Regions from separate parts of the Homo sapiens genome. Here regions 1 and 2 are each linked to region 3. Evidence: chromatin contacts called from ENCODE Hi-C or POLR2A ChIA-PET data. All regions are on one chromosome and are shown on one strand. The core of a region is the stretch at or near the end of the contact, and the rest is flanking DNA. Distances in the headings are between cores, read along the strand shown.

The links. A loop is a pair of places that touch in the nucleus more often than their neighbours do. ChIA-PET counts read pairs that join two places held with the same protein, here RNA polymerase II (POLR2A). Pooled maps may share reads with other maps.
Region 1: a loop to region 3 is called in a map of aorta, with 2.5 times the contacts of the local background. The contact joins two enhancer-like sites. A Hi-C loop is called at or near these places in 4 of 168 maps with a recorded cell type or tissue (CD14-positive monocyte, Calu3, aorta and 1 more), 1 of 37 single-sample maps with no recorded cell type and 6 of 50 pooled maps. POLR2A ChIA-PET finds 5 or more read pairs at or near these places in 3 of 52 experiments (HEK293, IMR-90 and activated T-cell).
Region 2: a loop to region 3 is called in a pooled map, with 2.1 times the contacts of the local background. The contact joins two enhancer-like sites. A Hi-C loop is called at or near these places in 2 of 50 pooled maps. POLR2A ChIA-PET finds 5 or more read pairs at or near these places in 4 of 52 experiments (AG04450, CD8-positive, alpha-beta memory T cell, MCF 10A and 1 more).

The regions. Positions count from the first base shown.
Region 1 is chr2:43,481,678-43,485,346 of GRCh38, reverse strand. THADA (THADA armadillo repeat containing) reads left to right here. Exons shown (of 38, transcript NM_022065.5): 26 at 22-113. Among named protein-coding and RNA genes, the nearest start is that of THADA, 110 kb to the left of the region's middle. Within about 2 kb of position 2,211, at least 11 of the 41 ENCODE cell types and tissues checked have a DNase peak (open chromatin) inside an H3K27ac peak, as active enhancers do.
Region 2 is chr2:43,538,284-43,542,089 of GRCh38, reverse strand. THADA (THADA armadillo repeat containing) reads left to right here. Exons shown (of 38, transcript NM_022065.5): 21 at 774-931. Among named protein-coding and RNA genes, the nearest start is that of THADA, 56 kb to the left of the region's middle. Within about 2 kb of position 1,994, at least 16 of the 41 ENCODE cell types and tissues checked have a DNase peak (open chromatin) inside an H3K27ac peak, as active enhancers do.
Region 3 is chr2:43,311,831-43,315,713 of GRCh38, reverse strand. The region is part of intron 31 of THADA (THADA armadillo repeat containing); the gene reads left to right. Among named protein-coding and RNA genes, the nearest start is that of LINC01126, 87 kb to the right of the region's middle. Within about 2 kb of position 2,138, at least 8 of the 41 ENCODE cell types and tissues checked have a DNase peak (open chromatin) inside an H3K27ac peak, as active enhancers do.

The DNA of each region.
Region 1 (3,669 bases), core at 962-3,461, 170 kb before region 3:
GTGTTTTCGTTTGTACATTAGGTGCGAAATTCATCCACACTTCTCTTTAGTGCCTTGATCACAAGAATTTTTGGAGTTAAAAGGGCAAAGGATGAACATTCCAAAACAAATAGGTAAGCTCCATTTAAGGCTAACTTTACTTTTTTTAAAAAATACAATATTGTCCTGGCCAAAAACAAATTTTGAAATTGTGCCTACTGTTATAGATTCATCTAGAGCATAAAACTATAAAAATACTGTAATGAATTAACCTATGCTGCCAAGTTATAAACCCTTGGGCAAAAATATCAACTGTTTAATAAGTGGACCTTTCAAAGCAACAAAAATTTAGCAAGGTAGCAAGGGGTGAAATGTAGAGCTTGTTTCTCCATGCAAAAGCTAGTGTTTTTTTTGTTTTTTTTTTTTTAATTGCATCTTCTTTAAGTAGTCCTGAAATGTCTTAACTTTACTTGTATATATTATCCTAGCTTGTATAATATCTTTAATTTTATAGGTGGAAGTTTAAATGTTTATGATCCTCTCATTAGAACATCTCTCACATTACCTTTGCATTAAACTCTTGTACTAAGAGGAGCACCTATATGTGTTAACCACAAGAAATAAACAGTGCTTTTTACTTTTGGTCTTTAGTTTTATGTTTAACCTCTAATTTGTTTTTGTCTTTAAAAAACAGCTTTTTTGTTATGCCTGAAAAGAAACCTGTGGAACCATTTTGATTTTGGGTAGTTTTTAGATAAAAATGCACAAGATCTGTTTGTTTTTAAAGAAGAAAAGCTTTGAATAGTTGTTTTTTAGCACTTAAGAGGATTTAATGGTAATCTAATTGACTTGCAGTTGTTAACACTAGATGTCACTGTTGCTGCACATTTAATTACTTCCTTAACTTTATTTAGGATCCAGTTTGGCCCAGTGGTCTTTCTCTTGAGGATCTAGAGTTATATTCAAAGCCCTATTCCCTTCTTCCCTAAAAAAGTCATTATGCTTCATATTTAAGTTTTAAGCTAATGTTTATTGAAATGCATTTTTGTGTGATGGAACTAAATCTTAGGAATTAAAAAAATATGAAATCATTTTGTGATGTACTAGTGATAATTCTAATGAAACCTACTATGGTATTTCCGAATTATCATTTAAATTGCTTCTTGTCACCCTGTAACATTCACCAGATATTTAAAAGGAAGGTAACTGGCTGTAAGTATAAATCCCTTGAGCATGTTCAGGCAATACCAGAGAGCTTTTTAATTTTTTTTTTAACTGAGTATTTTTTAAATAAATAAAACATTACTCTTGTGGAGGGATGATTATAATTTTTATTTTTTAGCCTGTTCTTAAAGAAATTCTTCCTGTCACTAACTTGAAATCACTAATATTTGTTTCTCCTTAGCTTTGTCTATTTTGTTAATAATTCTCCAGTGTGCTACAGTTTAAAACAGTTGGGTCATGTTATAAGGCCTTGATAAATACTGGTATAAATGAAATATGATATTAAGTCATCAAACAAGTAAAATTAATGTTTAAAACTGAACTTGAAGAAAATTTTTTTTTGTTTTTTATGAAGTGATTCTTGAATATATATATAAATATATATACATTTTACTATGTATAGGAGAAAATGATCAGAAAATGAGAAAACCTCATTTAGGTTGTATCTGAGGGAGGAAGAATAGGGCAGTGATACTATACAATTTTAATTTTTTGCCAAAGTTACAATGATGGAAACCTCCATTATAAATTTATTCCTCTTGGATAGGAAAGATTACAAAATATATAAGATTTCTAGAAAAAAGGAAATAGGAATGAGAAGTTTTTAACTGTGAAGAATGTGAGAGCTTTTAATTTTAGTAATCTGAAGATCGGTATGGACCATTATGTGTACAAGGCTTCTGTTCCCTGTTTAACCCATGAAGATATATTTCTTGGCAGCTCCCATTAGGTTTGCTTTGCAAAACCTTTAGTGTCTTAAATTTGCAGTTGCTTGTGATGGTTCTTTTAGTTTTAGTTTGTTTAATTATGTCACTTTTTGTTTAAATGTTTATATGCCTGTTCCTTCCAATATTAACTTTCTGAAGGAAGGACCTTTTTCATCTGTTCTGGGTACGTAATGGGCACTTTAAGAAGGCTAGTAATAATGATATCTTGGTTGGTTACTTATCCACCGGATAACTAACCTCAGCCGGTGACACACCTCACAAGTCAGTTGTTTCCTTTCACAACCACAGATTGTCCTGCTCGCAATTTGGAAATGTGTGTTCTTGGTCAGAGGGAACTGGACATAAAAAGAACATCTGCTTTTTCCATCTAATGGGAAATAAAGGTCTGACTTGGAGTAAACAAACCTGGTTTCTAGGCATTTTGCTGCCACTGGAGATGACCTTAATAGGCCCCCTTATCCACTTTGCACTTCAGTTTCTCCATCTATATACCAGGAATAATAAGATCTGTGCTGTCTACTCCTAGGGCTATTGTGAGGATAAAACAAACTATTAGAAGTTCATTTTCTTTAACATATTGGAAGTCCTAGGCAATTAGAGATATAGTTTGGTTTTTCTTTCTGTTACCACTTCTGTGATTGTACTCATCTGATTGTCTTGCTCTTAAGACCGTGCTTTTTGAGGACAAGGTCAGTATCTTAACCATTCTTGGGTACCTAGAGTCTAGCATAGTATCTGGCATATAGAAGGCATATAGGAATAATTGCCTAATGAATAAGTAAATTTTGTTACTAGAGGAGAAATAAGAAATCTGGTTTCTACTCCTGCGTTTGTTACAATATAACCACTATAATCAACTGAGACAAAATAGCCAACCTCTCTGGGCTTTGGTTTTCTTCTCTGTAAAATAAGGTTTGGAATATTCCTGAGGTCTTTTCTTTTTTTAAAATACTAAAGTAAGGCTTTACATAATGTTACTGGAATTGTAAGTTTGGTAAAATGATGTATTCCCAGTGCCGTAGAACAGTCCCTGTCGCATAGTACAGACAAGAAGTTCCTGTTTCATATATAAAGAAAGGAGCAGAGGATCCTTTGTAAGTGTGTAGAGGGTACCTGTAATGACTGAATTTTTGCACCCATTAGTCTTATTTTAGATGTGTTTTTTGGGTTTTAAAGAATGAGAAAACAGAAGTTTCACTTGTGCTTTTAAAGTAATATTATTACATTTTAACTTTTAAAGCTCTTTTCCTTTCTGTTTATTGCTGCGTGACTGACTTGGCCTGACAGAATGAAGAACTGATTTTATGTAAAATCAGAACCAGCAAAGCTCTGCAACCTGTGCAATATGCATGTTTTCTAAAATAGCCTCCATCTCCATGTGAGTGAGCTCAGCTTCATAGCTCCTCATTTCTTACAGGACAGGAGCTAAACTAATATGGCGCTTAGCTCTAGGTCTTTCCTTTTAGCCCCTGTGTGTATTAACTTTCAGCTGTGAGTCCCAGCTAAATGATACATGTCAATATGTAGCAATCAGAAAAGGTTTATTTTTGACTTCTTGGAGTGTGCTTTGCCAAAGCTTCATGCAGGTTCTTAATGTATAGCATTGTCTAGCTTTTGCACACTCTCCACCTTAAATCAGTGAGCCAATGAGAATTTGAAAGCACTTATCATGAACTCAGTATTAACATAATAGGGGAGTACATGAAGAATATAAAACTTGGATCTTACTCAAGGAGTT
Region 2 (3,806 bases), core at 745-3,244, 230 kb before region 3:
AATAAGAGAGTAAGTAAGGCTAATTATAGCTTATTGGCCATGGGAATTAAATATATTTTGAAAGATAATTTGTATTTTCCTTTGATTTTAAAAGTTATATTCTACTCCTTTACTAATGCAACAGTCATGCTCACCAAAATAAATAAGGAGTGTATTTATTATAGTCATCCATATCATACTTTATGACAGAGAGGCAGAGTTTGTTTAATCTTTGGAAATTAAAGATTAAACAAGTTTTGGAACAATATTGTGTTTTATTTTAAAATTTAATTTGAAAATAATAAATTAAAATACTGGGCCTGGCATGGTGGCTCATGTCTATAATCCCAGCACTTTGGGAGGCCCAAGCGAGAGAATTGCTTTAGTCCAGGAGGTGATGTGGTGAAACCCTGTCTTTACAAAAAAATACAAAAATTAACTGGGTGTGGTGGCGCATACCTGTAGTCCCAGCTACTAGGGAGGCTGAAGTAGAAGGATTGCATGAGCCTGGGAGGTCAAGGCTGCAGTGAGCCATGAGCATGCTACTGCACCCCAGCCTGGGTGACAGAGCGAGACCCTGTCTCCAAAAAAGAAAAAAAAAAAAACTTAGCATGATTTCTTCTCATAACACATGCTCGACAAATGTTAGCTTCTTTCCTTCTGAGTAAATATAACATGACAAATCGGGTTTGTTCAAGCAGATTATTCTTGGGGAAATTATGAATAAGCTTGTTTTTAGAAACCTGGGATATGAGTAATCAAGGTTGCAATCGTTGTGTTTTTTTTTGTTTAAGGTAAAGAAGTAAAAACATGTGATGTAACTGCGCAGATGGTGCTGGTATGTTGTTGGAGAAGTATGAAGGAAGTTGCTTTACTTTTAGGCATGTTGTGCCAGCTTCTGCCCATGCAGCCTGTGCCAGAATCTTCTGATGGATTATTGACGGTGGAGCAGGTAAGGCACATGTTTATTCCACCATGTATAATTTCTGGTCAACGCATAAATCACTTTTTTTTTTATAACCCAACTCTAAAAAAAGGTTTAAAATTTTTCTTGAATAAAATCATACAAATGTTAACTGAAGAAAGTTCATGGTAATTTAGAATGTTAGACTTTATAATACATTTCAAAACTGTGGCATTTTTAGAAATTTTTTCTAAGGTATATAAATAACTGTAGATTTTACCTCACTTTTAACTGTAGTTTTATCTCTAATTTTTATTTCTCCATTTCACATACACAGACTTAAACTTTAGCTTAAAATTGTCTTATTTAGTAAAACTCCACAAATCTCTTAAATTTTGGAAAGAAAAAAAGTAACATGTTGGTTGATTATGGATCTCATGTTTCCCACTGCATTGATAATAAAGTTGTAGTCTTGGTTTTTTTGGCTGACTTTTGTTTTAAGACCACAAAGTTAGTTCACCATCTGGGACTGTTCAAGTGACTTGAGTGCGGTGTTTACAAGAAGTTAGCTTACCACAAGCATTTCATTTGGAAATATTTTAGATTTATTAGATTTCTGTTTTTAATTGATTCCCTCTTCCTTTCCATATGGTTTTGACAAATCCATTTCCCACCATTTTTCAGCAAAGATATATAACATGTACTTTCATTTTTAACTTTTTAAAAATAAAGGCAACTTTTTCCCTAGGGTGTTACAATTCAAGAACAAAACAAATATTGTAGTATGCTAATGCTGATTATTTCTATAATAACCACATGACTAGTTCCATGGAAATAATGCTAATACTTTTTTTCTCACACTCTGTGGCTTATGTTGCATGCATCTGGTTAACAGCTGCGCTTGTGATGTTGCAAGGCCTTGAGATGAAGAAAGGCAAAGGCGCACAGGACATTTCAGGCATCATTATGTTCCTTATTCTCTTCCAAATCAAATAGGCGTCAGTGTCCTAGAGTTACTTGCAGTCATTGCTGGTGACTGGCTGTAGTGCCAATGCCAACATCTTTGCTGAGGAATCCAGCTATGATTAATGATTACTTCACTGATGTTCACCATCTTGCTAAGAAGTAAACATGTGCTAGAGGCCTTTGATTTCCCAACTTCTCTTTCCAAGGACAAGTTAAAACATTTAGTTTTTTGGGTTTGTTGGGTAGTGTTTAAAAAACAAATTAAGGGAAGTGTATTTTGCTTTTACTGTAACTAAGACGTGAAAGCTTCCTATGAACATTATTTTGCCTTGACACTTTTCACATAGCACCCAAATCTTATGTATTTAATTTGTGTGCGACAGCCGTGTTAAAATTGGGAATTAATGTAAAATAAGAGATGTTTGTTAAAAAAAAAAACAATTATCACAAAAAGACAGGTTCTTATAAACCAAAGAATTCTTCCAGTGACTGCTTAAATAAAAAATAAGATCCTGACTGTTTTTCTGTAAAACATTAGTTTCCGTTGTAATGAGGTCCAGTCATTTTTCTATGTTGCCATTCACATGGTAACCTCACATACATAGGCGTGAGAAGAAACTGATGACTGAATGAGCGATGAACTGTATATGTAATAGCAGTGTTCTAACACTGGAACCCCGTCCCCTATGAAAAACTTGATTCTTCGTATTGCTGACTTTAGCTAAAGAAATGTCTCAGTTTAGGAGTCAATAAAAATCCAAAGTCATCAAGAAATTAGTGTTATTTACATTACTGGAGAATTCCTGCTTTTAAACATAACCTTTTGCCCCATGAACTTCCTTTAAATTAATAATAATTAAATATACTTACATGTGCTTAAAACCTTTAAGAGTTAAAAATATAAATGACAGAGAAGAACATCATTTACATTGGAATGGCTGGGCCACACCTGAGGTACACCCTTCCAAGAGCATAGTTGCCCTGGCAAAGCTAGATCTGTGCCTAGTGGTAAAACTATGAGTTTAAGAGTCAAGCCTTAGGTGAATGTGACTGCCGTCTGAATACACGGAGGCAGTGAAGTGACTTGCAGGCAGAATGCAACCCTAGTTAGAGGGGAGAATGTGGAACTTGCATTTCTTATTCTTCAGAGTAGTAACTGTGATCTACTTTTCTCTCAATGGATGAAGAAAGCCATTCCATACAGTCTAAAATACAATTCTATTCTATTTTGAAATTTGATGACTTGAATGTAGATGACAGTCCGTTTAAAATCATCCTGATTTTACAGCTCCTTGTTTAAACCGGTGGCCACTTAAATCCCCCATATAGGAGTATAAAAGGTAGGGAGATTACAGTTTGGGGTTTTTTGTTGCTGTGTGGGGAGAAGAAATGGGGCTTGTTTATAATTCTGAGTTTTCAGTGATATATTCACAAACCATTAGAGCTGGAAGGATCATAGAGATGATATTATCCAGCTCTCTTGGACAAGAGGAAGCTGAACCCTGGATGTTACCTGGTTTGCCCAAGATTGCAAAGCTAGTTTGTGGCAGCTCTGGAACAGGAACCCAGTTCTTCTCCTTGCCAGCCTGTGTTCTGACATGGCACAGTGCTGCCTTTGTGAGCTGCTCATTTAATTTTTCTTTAAGTTTAATTTTCTGTATTTCCCATATCCAGGTAAATTTTCGCAAGCAACAGGACAGTAAGATGACTTGCTACTGAACTTTTTCTTAAATGATTGATTCCCTAGAGCACTTCCTGTGAAGCAGTGTGCTGTCACCAGTTTCTCCAGGAGGAAAATGTGTTCATTCAGAGGCATGTCTGACTTTCCTCCTTCACTGTAATCACATAATGAAAGGTTCTTTCATAGTGTTCCTGTACAAGAGGCAGAGATAAAACCAACTTTGAGGGATGTAAGTGGAGACCCTTCAAGAGTAAGCAGTACACACAACCTTATCTC
Region 3 (3,883 bases), core at 889-3,388:
AGGAGGATTGCCTGAGGCCAGGAGTTCGAGATAAGCCTGGGCAACATAGCAAGACTCCATCTCTACAGAATTTTTTTTTTAATTAGCTGGACATGGTGTTATGTGCCTGTAGAGTCCCAGATACTCAGGATGCTGAGGCAGGAGGATCCCTTCAACCCAGGAGTTCAAGGCTGCAGTGATCTGTGATCACACCATTGCAGTCCAACCTGGGTGACAGAGCAAGATCCTGTCTCTAAAAAAAAGAAAAAAAAGAAAAAAAAAGAATGTAACTGGAGATGCATTCACTTTGCTTTTGCCCAGCCATTTTGATAATCAATATTAGGGGTTTGGGAGGTAGGGAGTGGGGAATGGAGGAACAGACTAGAATGAAAGCCAGCGCTATGGTAAAAGGAATTATTTTAGAATGGTGGGATTACAGGGGAGATTCCTTCTCTTATTTTCTATTTTACTAATTTTATGAAACATAATTCTGTTTCATTATGTGTATATACATATGTTTAAATTAAATGTATTTAAATATGAATCTTGAAAGGGATTGATTATTCCAAAGGAAATGAAGTAATAACAATTTCAGGGAAACTTTTTTGGATGGAGGAGCATCTGCTCATCCCCTCTCCAGTCCTATTCTGTAAATGGCCTTGGAAGGCTGTTCCTACCTCTGACATGTCTTAGAACCACGTTGAAGGGCTAGGGGCATAAACAAGGAGAAAAACAGTGAAGGAGAAAGGCAGAGAAGATTATTAGAAAAGCTTAAGATAATGATGTGTTTTATGTAATTCAAACTTTTATCATAGTGCTTCCCAATCATTTGAGGTTTCCTCAGCCATTAACTAGGTTTTAAAATTTTCAAATCTGGGGGTTTTGTTTTGAGTTTTAAACCCACAAGGACTCTCTGTCCCCTGTGTTCTTTTTCCTCTTCTGAATCCAGCTGTCATCGTTAGTATATATCAGTTTCCTGCTGGAATGGAAAGAAAATTATAGTGTCCAGTTGTAGTTGAGGGAACAAGAAAGAAAAAGCCGAACTGCCACAAGGACTCAGAGGGCTGGGTCTCAGGCTGGGCAGCGACATGGAGACGAGAGCTTTAATTCTTATATTAAACCCATCTTAAATTATTTGCTCTCAGGTTGGAAATTTTCCATTGAAATTTCTGTTTACAGAAATACTATCTAAGACTTGACTAAATATTTACCCCTTTGACAGATGGACTTTCTGTTTCTCTTATGCCCACACCCCTTAAAATTGTGTCTGTCACAGCTACTGAATTGAACATTTTCTTTTACCAAGTATTTAAACAAATACCTACCTGCACTTTCAGACTTTCATTTTAAGCTCTCTTGTTGGGTTTTATGAGCGGGTTTTTCCTTTCCTAGTCTCCATTTTATAAATTTTATGCAACTTGGTTCTTTTATAATTATGTGTATGTGTAATATATTGAAATATGACTCATGAAGAGGATTGATTAATCCTAAAGAAATGACATAGCAATCATAGATAGGAATATTTTAGGCTGATAAGGATTTGTCCATCCATACCCTTCATATAAATGATCTCAGAAGGCTGTTTTCCTACCCCTGAAATATGGATAGGATGCCCATTATACCCTCATTTTTAGGAAACATTGTTTTCAATCTCATCCTCCTTGTTTGTAGGGGGCTATAATAATAGTGGCCAACATTTATTGAGCATCTATCTCTATGCCAAGCACTGCCAAGCATTTTATGTGCATTAATGAAGAAAGTACTAATGTTCCTTCATGAGACCACAGAAACTGAGGCATAGCGAGAAGTGCCTAACATCCCATGTGTGCTAAGGTGGCAGATCCTGAGCTCTCCAGCTGCCCTCACTGTGGCCTCACGGCACAACCAGGGCCAGAGTCAGGAAACATCAGTCACTCGCTTAGGGAAGGGAGTCCGAGAACCCTCTTCGTGGACTCAACTTCCCAGGCTTCTGTCCCTGCTGCAGAATGCCCAGGCCACAGAGAAGGGACCCCCTTTTCAGGAGCTTCCACGTCACAGGCTTTTATGGGGCCTTTCTTGCTTGTGTTTCTGTTTCCCATCCTGAGGGTGTGTGGAATAATACGAGAGCCTACCCAGGACTGGAGCGTGTTATTAGAAAGAGCACGCTTGACTGCTCCCGGGCAGCCACCTGCCCTTTTTCCCTTGGAAAGTGGACCTATGGCCACTGCACAAAACACTTCCTAATACCAGGCTGCTGGTGACTACATTTTGTGGTTTCTTTGTTAGTTGATATTTATAGTTCAGATCTCATCACTCTGCCAAGTGCAATAAACATTTTGTTTTAACTGGAATATAACTTTTATTATTGTTATTATTTTTCTTTTAAATGTCTTAAAAGTGACCAGCTTGTGCAAGTGGAGTCAGAAACCCTAAATAGTCTAAATGCCAAGTCAGTGCGCTCTGTAGATCAGTGTACGATTAGAAGACAGGCTCTCATTTATTACTGCTTGTATTTATATAATGGAAGTTAGGTAACATAAGCCCCTCTGCAGGCCAGCTTAGATGTTGATGATGCTTAAATGGTAAAATCTGTGAGAAATGTTCAACAATGCCCTGTATTTGTACTGCCTAAAACATGAATAATACATATGTGACATGAATAAATAGGTCAGTGATTTTTATGACATATTAATTTCCTTTACCTAAGTTCCTGGGAAATATAGCTGAACAGTTACAGAGAATGAAAACAAACACTGGCATCTTACAAACACCTGCTTTGATTATTTAGTCTAATTAGGTTAAATTTAACTATTTCCATTTTAACAAATTGAAAACAATTCTTATCTGTTCCTCGGTCATGCACTTTATCAGTGTTGGATGCAGATGTGTTTAATATGACACAGTTGGTGCTGTTTTCTCAGCTCTGGGTGGGAAATAAAAAGGAATTGAGAACATATTTTTAGAGTCTTCTGGGGACTTTGTATTTCTGGGCCTATAGCTATGAAATTTTAAGGAGGAGGAAAAAAAAAAAAAAAAAACAGGCTTTGTTGTCAATAAATTAGTTGGTTTTCCCCAAAACACTGGAACTGTCATCTGAACTGCTGCTTGTGCCAAAATTATCTTTCCCAGGGAACAGTGAGCTTCTAAAATAACAGATGTTTCCTAGCTGTCTTTCAGAAGTCAGAATAATATAGGGTATGTTATTAGATTGCTAGGTTAACGTGGTGTTTACTCTGTTAATTCCAAACCTTGCGCTGAGTACAGAGGCCCACAATTCTTTAGAAATTTAGTTTAGAGATCATAGCAATTTAAGTGACTTACCCAAGGTTACACAGCTGGTTAGTGAAAAGGGTGAGCTTTCCTGACTCCTTATTCACCGTCCATTTCTGTGACCAAAGTTAAAGGCCTCATATAATGTGAGAGTTGTGTCTGTGGCAGAACCGTGTCATGAAACCTTCTACCCACATTTTCATCCCAGGAGTGAAATACCGTTCTAGTCAACAACTAGGGTCTCAGAACATCTGTGATTTCTTTTTTTTTTTTTTTTGCAGCTTTGTCACCCAGGCTGGAGTGCAGTGGCACAGTCATGGCTCGCTGCAGCCTCAACCTCATGGGCCCAAGTGATCCTCCTGCCTCAGCCTCCTGAGTAGCTGGGACCACAGGCGCATGCCACTATGCCAACCTAGTGGTTTTTCTGTTTTTGTTTTTAATTTTTTATTTTGTAGAGAGAGGTCTCCCTTTGTTGCCTAGGCTGGTCTCAAACTTCTGGGCTTAAGCAGCCCTCCTGCCTCGGCCTCCCAAAGTGCTGGGATTACAGGCATGAGCCACCATGACCGGCCACATCTGTGGTTTCAGTGTTCTCTGTTCCTGCCTTTCCCAGCTCCAGCTGCACATCACAGATAATCTGAAAGTAGTTGCCCATGTC